Linked DNA regions of Homo sapiens: region 2 is linked to region 1. A link is a contact called in ENCODE Hi-C data. All regions are on one chromosome and are shown on one strand. The core of a region is the stretch at or near the end of the contact, and the rest is flanking DNA. Distances in the headings are between cores, read along the strand shown. Region 1 holds the start of NKX6-2 (NK6 homeobox 2). Region 2 overlaps INPP5A (inositol polyphosphate-5-phosphatase A).

Region 1 (3,345 bases), core at 580-3,079:
CGCCCCTCCAGGCTGTGAGAAGAGCCAGAGCCTGTCCCGAGCGCGGCTTCCTCCCGCCGTTCCGCCCGCGCGCGCCTCCTGGGCCTCAGTTCGGGCGACCCGCACCCCTCCCGGCCCGCCCAGGGTCTGCCCGGCCGCGCAGAGTGGGGGATCCCAGGGCGACAGCAGCCCCCGCCCCCAACTCCCCCTGCCCGCCCCCCCCGGCCCCGCAGTTCCCGCGTCTCAGCTCAGAGCCCGAGCCTTGGGCGCGGGCGCCGTCGCCTTGGGGTGCTGGGAGGGGCCCGAACCCGACCCGGGAGGGCCCTTCCTCGTGTCTCCTCCGAGGGAGCGGGGCGCAGGACAGGCCGGGGCGGGTCTCGGGGCCGGACGGGCGCTGGGGGTTCCCGGGCCAGGCTCCGCGGGGGCCGATCACCGGTGGGGCGGCCGCGCCCAATCGAATCCCAATCCCAGTCGAATCGAGTGCGGAGTCGACGGGGGAAGCGAACCCCCCGTGAACGCGGGGCTGCACCTCAGTGGAGCCGGAAGCCGCCGGGGCAGCCCCGAGCGCGCACACACCCGGCGGCCGCACCACTGCCCCGGAGTTTGGCCGCAGGTGGCTTTTCCAAGCCGCCATCCAGGAGCGGCCGACGGCGCCAAGTCCCCGCCTCGACCTGCACAAAACGAAAACGGACGCTGGAGGGGGGCGAGGGGGCGGACGTGAGACCCCGGCCCCGAACCCCGGGCGCCGCCTTCCTCCGCGGCACAGGCCCGAGAGAGGCCACGCAGCGGCGTTCCCTGCGCACAGACTCGGGCTCCCCACGAGCCGTGGGCCACAGCCACAGCCGCCCCGTGTCCCTAAATCAATACGAGACGTCACCACAGACGTCGGAGCGTTTGCTCGCGGCCGCCGTGCGCGGGGCTCGGAGTCATCTCACCGCCCGGTCTGCGGGATGGATGAGCGAGCGGCTCCCGGTGCCGTGGGGGCGGGGGGGACACCGGCCCCCCGCGCGCGTCTAAGGCCGCGTTTCTGCCGCTGCGCCCCCAGCCCGCACCCACGTTCGGGCCCTGGACAGGGCTTCCGCGCTGAGGCCGTCCTGGTCTCTGTTCTCCCGGCCGGGGATTCGCGAGAGGCGGCCCGTGGGCGAAGTCGTGGGCCCAGGTCACATCCTGGGGGACCCCCAGCGGGAGACCTGGAGGCCGATGACGGGGAAGTGCCGAGCCGCGCGTGTGGTCCCGGGACCCGCCTCCCCGCCCCGCTCCCGCCTGCCTCACTCCTCCACCGCGCCGGCCGCGTGTCGGCGAAACCAGAGGCAGCTCCGTGCGAGCCTCGCCCGGCCGTGAGGCCCGTGGATTCCGTGGACTCGAGGCCCGCGTCCTCCGCCCTCCTGTGGCCCCGACCTGCCCGGAGCGCGTTCCCCGCCGGCGTCCGCTGCCGCTCACACCCACCCCAGCCACGGGCGGCGGAGCAGTCGCGACTGGGACGCGGGCCGGGACTCTTCCCCGAGTGGGGCGCTCCGAGCGCGCGGGCGGGTCCTCAAATCTGCATTCTTTCCGTTAATAAAATACGTTCTCGTATTTTTTCCTGATTTCGCATGAAAACCTTTGCCTAACTACACTCCCATCCAAGCTGGATTTATTTCGTCCCCGGGGAGATAAATCGGGGCGAATTTACAGCCCGGGAGGCACCTGCCGCGCTAATGGGCCCTTCATGGAGTGCGCGGCCGGCGGGGGCGCGCGGGCGGGGGGGGGGCGCCGGCCAATGGCCGGACCGCGGGGTCCGCAGCCAATCAGCGCGCGCGCCGCGCCCCGGGGAGCCCCCGTTATCAGCGCGTCCGTCCCGCGCGGCGCCGCTCCGACCGGCCCCGGAGCCGCCGCCGCCGCCGCCCGCCCGCCCGCCCCGCGCCGGAGCCGCCCGCCCGCCCCCCGCGCCCCGCGCCCCGCGCTGCAGCCGACGCCCGCCCGGGCCGCGCGCAAACTTCCCGGGCCGGCGGGCAGGGGCGGCGGCGGCGGGGCCCGGATGGGAGCCCGGGCCGGCGGCGGCGGCGCCCATGGACACTAACCGCCCGGGCGCGTTCGTGCTGAGCAGTGCCCCGCTGGCCGCGCTGCACAACATGGCCGAGATGAAGACGTCGCTGTTCCCCTACGCGCTGCAGGGTCCGGCCGGCTTCAAGGCGCCCGCGCTGGGGGGCCTGGGCGCGCAGCTCCCGCTCGGGACCCCGCACGGCATCAGCGACATCCTGGGCCGGCCCGTGGGCGCGGCGGGCGGGGGCCTCCTGGGGGGGCTGCCCCGGCTCAACGGGCTCGCGTCGTCCGCCGGCGTTTACTTCGGGCCCGCGGCCGCTGTGGCGCGCGGCTACCCCAAGCCCCTGGCCGAGCTGCCGGGGCGCCCGCCCATCTTCTGGCCCGGCGTGGTGCAGGGCGCGCCCTGGAGGGACCCGCGTCTGGCTGGCCCGGGTGAGTGGCCCGCGCGGGGGGTGCGGGGCGGGTGGGCGCGGAGGGGGACCCCGCCGGCCGCTGACCTCCCTCCCTTCCCCTCCCTTGCAGCCCCGGCCGGCGGCGTCCTGGACAAGGACGGGAAGAAGAAGCACTCGCGCCCGACCTTCTCGGGCCAGCAGATCTTCGCGCTGGAGAAAACCTTCGAGCAGACCAAGTACCTGGCGGGCCCGGAGCGCGCGCGTCTCGCCTACTCGCTGGGCATGACCGAGAGCCAGGTGAAGGTGAGCGCGGCGGGGCTCGGGAGAGCAGAGCCGGGGGCCCGCGTCCTGCGAACGGCCCCAGCGCCAGCCCCGGGCCCCGCGGCCGCCTGACCGCCCCGTCCACTCCCAGGTCTGGTTCCAGAACCGCCGGACCAAGTGGCGCAAGCGGCACGCGGTGGAGATGGCGTCGGCCAAGAAGAAGCAGGACTCGGACGCCGAGAAGCTGAAGGTGGGCGGCTCGGACGCGGAGGACGACGACGAATACAACCGGCCCCTGGACCCCAACTCGGACGACGAGAAGATCACGCGGCTGCTCAAGAAGCACAAACCCTCGAACTTGGCGCTGGTCAGCCCGTGCGGCGGCGGCGCGGGGGACGCCTTGTGAGGACCCGCGGGGTGGGGGCGAATCTATTTTTGCAGAATCCGGGGGCGGCCCCGGGTGGGCGCGAGTCGCTTTGTATCATCAATAAATTATTTAACGGGTCCCCGTCGGAGCCGTCGCTCCGGAGCCTGCGCCGCGTGTTTCTTCCGTCTCGAACCCGGAGCGAGGCGGCCCCTCCCCGGCCCCGGCTTCGCCCCTGCGCCCGCCTCGGGTCCTCCGGGTTCCCGGTGCGGAGGCTGCGGGCCCCGGGCAGGCGCGAGGAGGCGGCGAAGGCGCAGGGAAGGGGCC
Region 2 (3,345 bases), core at 443-2,942, 72 kb after region 1:
TAAGGCGACACAGAGGCAGCGGGCTTCACGGCAGCGGAACGGCAGAGGGCACGGGCTTGTGCTGCCAGGAGTCCCGGGCATGCGGAGGGACACCACAGGGTGCCTGGTGGGCTCCACAGACACATGACCTCGGCCACCCTGAGGTCTCCGAGTCTGAGAAAGCCTGATTGGGACGAGCCCACGACCAGCAAGAGCCTGTGAGCTGTTCTCCGAGGCCAGCGGGAGTGTGAGGAGCGCGAGAACCAGCCCTGTGGCCAGGAGCGCTCAGGGTGACCCAGATCTTTAATGCCGAGTTTGCCTTTGCCTGGAGACGCAGCAGCTTTTCTTTACTGGCTGCACAGCAAGGCAAGTTCTGGGAACGTCTAAAGAGAAACATTTAGGTTGGGGGCTCTTTGAGCGGCTGACAGCTAACTGATGGCCCTCCATAAAGCCACAAAGCGGGGCTGGGGCGCGGGCATCACGTCACCTCTCCCTGGGAAACTAATTGCTTGGAATTGTTCAGAAGAACATTATTTTTCTGGCAATCATTTCCTTTGAATGCCCAAAATGAGCATGAAACAACTCTTTTGACTGGACATAAAAGTTAAATGTCCCAATGTTGATCAAATTAACTTCAGCGCCATGACAATGGACTGTATTTGTGAGAAAATAATGGGGGGACAAAGGGGTGCTTTATGCCGAGATTTCACAGTTGTAATGTAAAATGTTTCTGTTGAACTAGCCCAGGCCACATTTCAGAGGGGAGACAAAGAGTCCCGTCACTTATGGGAAAATCTCCTTTCCAGCTGAAAGCTCAGGAAGGTTTCGGGACGCCTCAGTGGATGGTGCCTAGGAAGGCTGACGTGCACCTCTGGCTCAGCCCCCAGATGCCCCCCAAGGGCTGACCTGTGTGTCCAGGAGAGGGACCGGGGCTGCCCCCAACACGGGCTGAGTGCTCGGCGCCTCCAAGAGCCACACAAGGGTGTGCACGGCCCGGCCTCACCCAGGGTCCAGGACCCCAGCCCAGCACAGATGCCGCCAACACCTGCCCAGAGCCTGGTCCTCCTCACTCATTAGGGATTTGTCTTCTTTTTAAACTTCTCATAACAAGAGGTTAACAGCAACAATTTCAAAAATTACACACAAAAAAGTAAAGGTTCGCATCTGTGATAAGAAGTCCAGTGGAGCCCTGTGACTGGCTGTGGTGGTGGCAGGCACCCCGCAGCACTCGCCCTGGGGCTGCTTCTGAAGACTTTAACTCAGAGCTTGTCTCTCAGTTGTTTTACAATCATCTTCCTACTCTGGAATGCGTTTAGGTTTAGAGCAACGGTGCGAAGGTCCTACGGTGCCTCTGGGTTTTAACCTGGCCTGCATCCTCCTCCAGGGCTGGGACCTGCCCTCCCTCCTGGGCCTGGTGCTGCCGGCCCCGCAGCTGATACGGGACATGGACCTGGGAAGCCGCGCGGGGAGATTAAACCAGGAAGAGGCTGCAGGAGCCTCCTCGCTGTCTCCCTGCGGGGCAGACAATGTGCGCCCGGTTCCCAACGCCGTGAATGGGGCCCCGTTGGTGGCAGCGTCCATTCAGAGGCCGCGCGGCATTGTCCTGCCCGATCCGCACAGCAGAATGTGGTCTGCTGGTGGCTGCCAAGAGGTTAGCAGCCGCGGTGAAAGGGCGACCCATTGTTCCAGACTCCGACAGAGCCGCCCTTTGTGTTGCGCGGCCCGCCCCACGCCGCGGAGGTCCGGATCTGCGGCTGGCTGAGCGCGCCGCAGGAGCCATTCATGGGAATGCAGAGACGCAGAAAAGTGGCCCAAAAGCCCAAAGGCTGCTTTCTTGAGGCCGCGGAGCCATGGCAGCGAGGGGCAATGACACATTTTAATGCCATGCCATGCTGACAACCTAACCGCTGTCACCAAGACCCAACAGCAGACACGGCAGGGCCCTCCCTGCTCCTGGGCTCCGTGGGAGGTCCCCGAGACGCTTGGTGCCTGCAAGCCGAGGGCTGATCAGGCAGGAAGAACCGCGCCGCTCCTGTGGGTGAGGCCCTTCTCCCTGGGCGACTGACATGCTGTCCAGGGAGGGCGCCCAGGGCACAGGCGGTCATCAGTCACTTTGTCGCTGACAAAGCCCCAGGCCCCCATCCCCCACCTGTGCTGCTTCCCTACGGTGGGCAGTTGAGAGCACAGTCCCCAGGCTCAGACCGATCCCTGCCTCGGTGTCAGTGCCAGCTCCAGAGATATCCGGGAGGCCGGACAGGTCCCCTGCAGAGGGTGTGGCCGTGCACAGGGCTGAGGGCCGGCCTCAGTGTGTGGCCACGAGCACAGCAGCACCCAGGCCTCGCAGTTGCCACCCTCCCCGGGACCAGGCTAGTGGCAGGGGACCAGGGCTCCATCACTCTGGAGACGGAGGTCAGGGGCGGTCAGAGGGGATAAGGGGCCACGCCTCAGGGCCCTCAGCAAGGGCCAGATGCAGAGGAGAGCCAAGGCCATATACCCGCTAATAACAGCACAGGGATGGGAGCCCAGCCCAGACTCCTTGTGCAGAGCCCTGTGGGGAACCCGGGAGGATCGTGAAGGCGGCAGGCAAGGAGCCACGCAGGCCACACTCACCACAGCAGCAGACGGAGCCAGCATTCAGGAGGGGCCCCATCAGCTCCAACTCCCCCTGGAGCCACACCTACTGGAGAATGCAGCCTTCCACCCCTTCCTCAGGATGCACAGTGCTGAGCTATGACAGGTACACACTTATGTGCACATGCACCCACACCTGTACACCTACACACACGTGTGCACACCCATACCTACACACATACATGTGCACATACCCACAAATGCACACACACCCGCACACACACATACACATGCACTCCACACACCCACAACCTGCATGCACACATACCCACATGTACCTGCACACATATCCAACCCACGTGCATATGCTCTCCCCACATATGCACACACACCCACACACACGCACACATACATACATACACCCCAGCACACATGCATACACCTTAGCACACATGCATCCACACAGATCCACATGCACCCACACACCCACACGCCCACACCCATGCATGCACACACCCACACACATGCACACACCTACAGGCACATGCACACCCACACAGGCCTACACATCGACACGTACCCCCACACAAGCCTACACATATGCACCCACACGAGGCCCCACACACATGCACACATGCATCAGTGCACCCCTGCACACATGCACACACCCAAATACACAGACACATGCACCTACACACACACCTACACATGCATACACCTGCACTCACATGCACCCACACATGCATATACCCACTCACATGCACCCACACATGCATATACCCACTCACATGCACC

Evidence for each region. Hi-C counts contacts between places; a loop is a spot of excess contacts on that map. Pooled maps may share reads with other maps.
Region 2: a loop to region 1 is called in a pooled map, with 4 times the contacts of the local background. The contact joins the enhancer-like site here to the promoter of NKX6-2 in region 1. A Hi-C loop is called at or near these places in 1 of 168 maps with a recorded cell type or tissue (mesothelial cell of epicardium) and 3 of 50 pooled maps.

The regions. Positions count from the first base shown.
Region 1 is chr10:132,784,631-132,787,975 of GRCh38, reverse strand. It overlaps NKX6-2 (NK6 homeobox 2), which reads left to right and starts at 1,829. Exons shown (of 3, transcript NM_177400.3): 1 at 1,829-2,433; 2 at 2,524-2,696; 3 at 2,806-3,345. The coding sequence starts at 2,028. The coding sequence ends at 3,060.
Region 2 is chr10:132,712,643-132,715,987 of GRCh38, reverse strand. The region is part of intron 8 of INPP5A (inositol polyphosphate-5-phosphatase A); the gene reads right to left. Among named protein-coding and RNA genes, the nearest start is that of NKX6-2, 72 kb to the left of the region's middle. Within about 2 kb of position 1,692, at least 2 of the 41 ENCODE cell types and tissues checked have a DNase peak (open chromatin) inside an H3K27ac peak, as active enhancers do.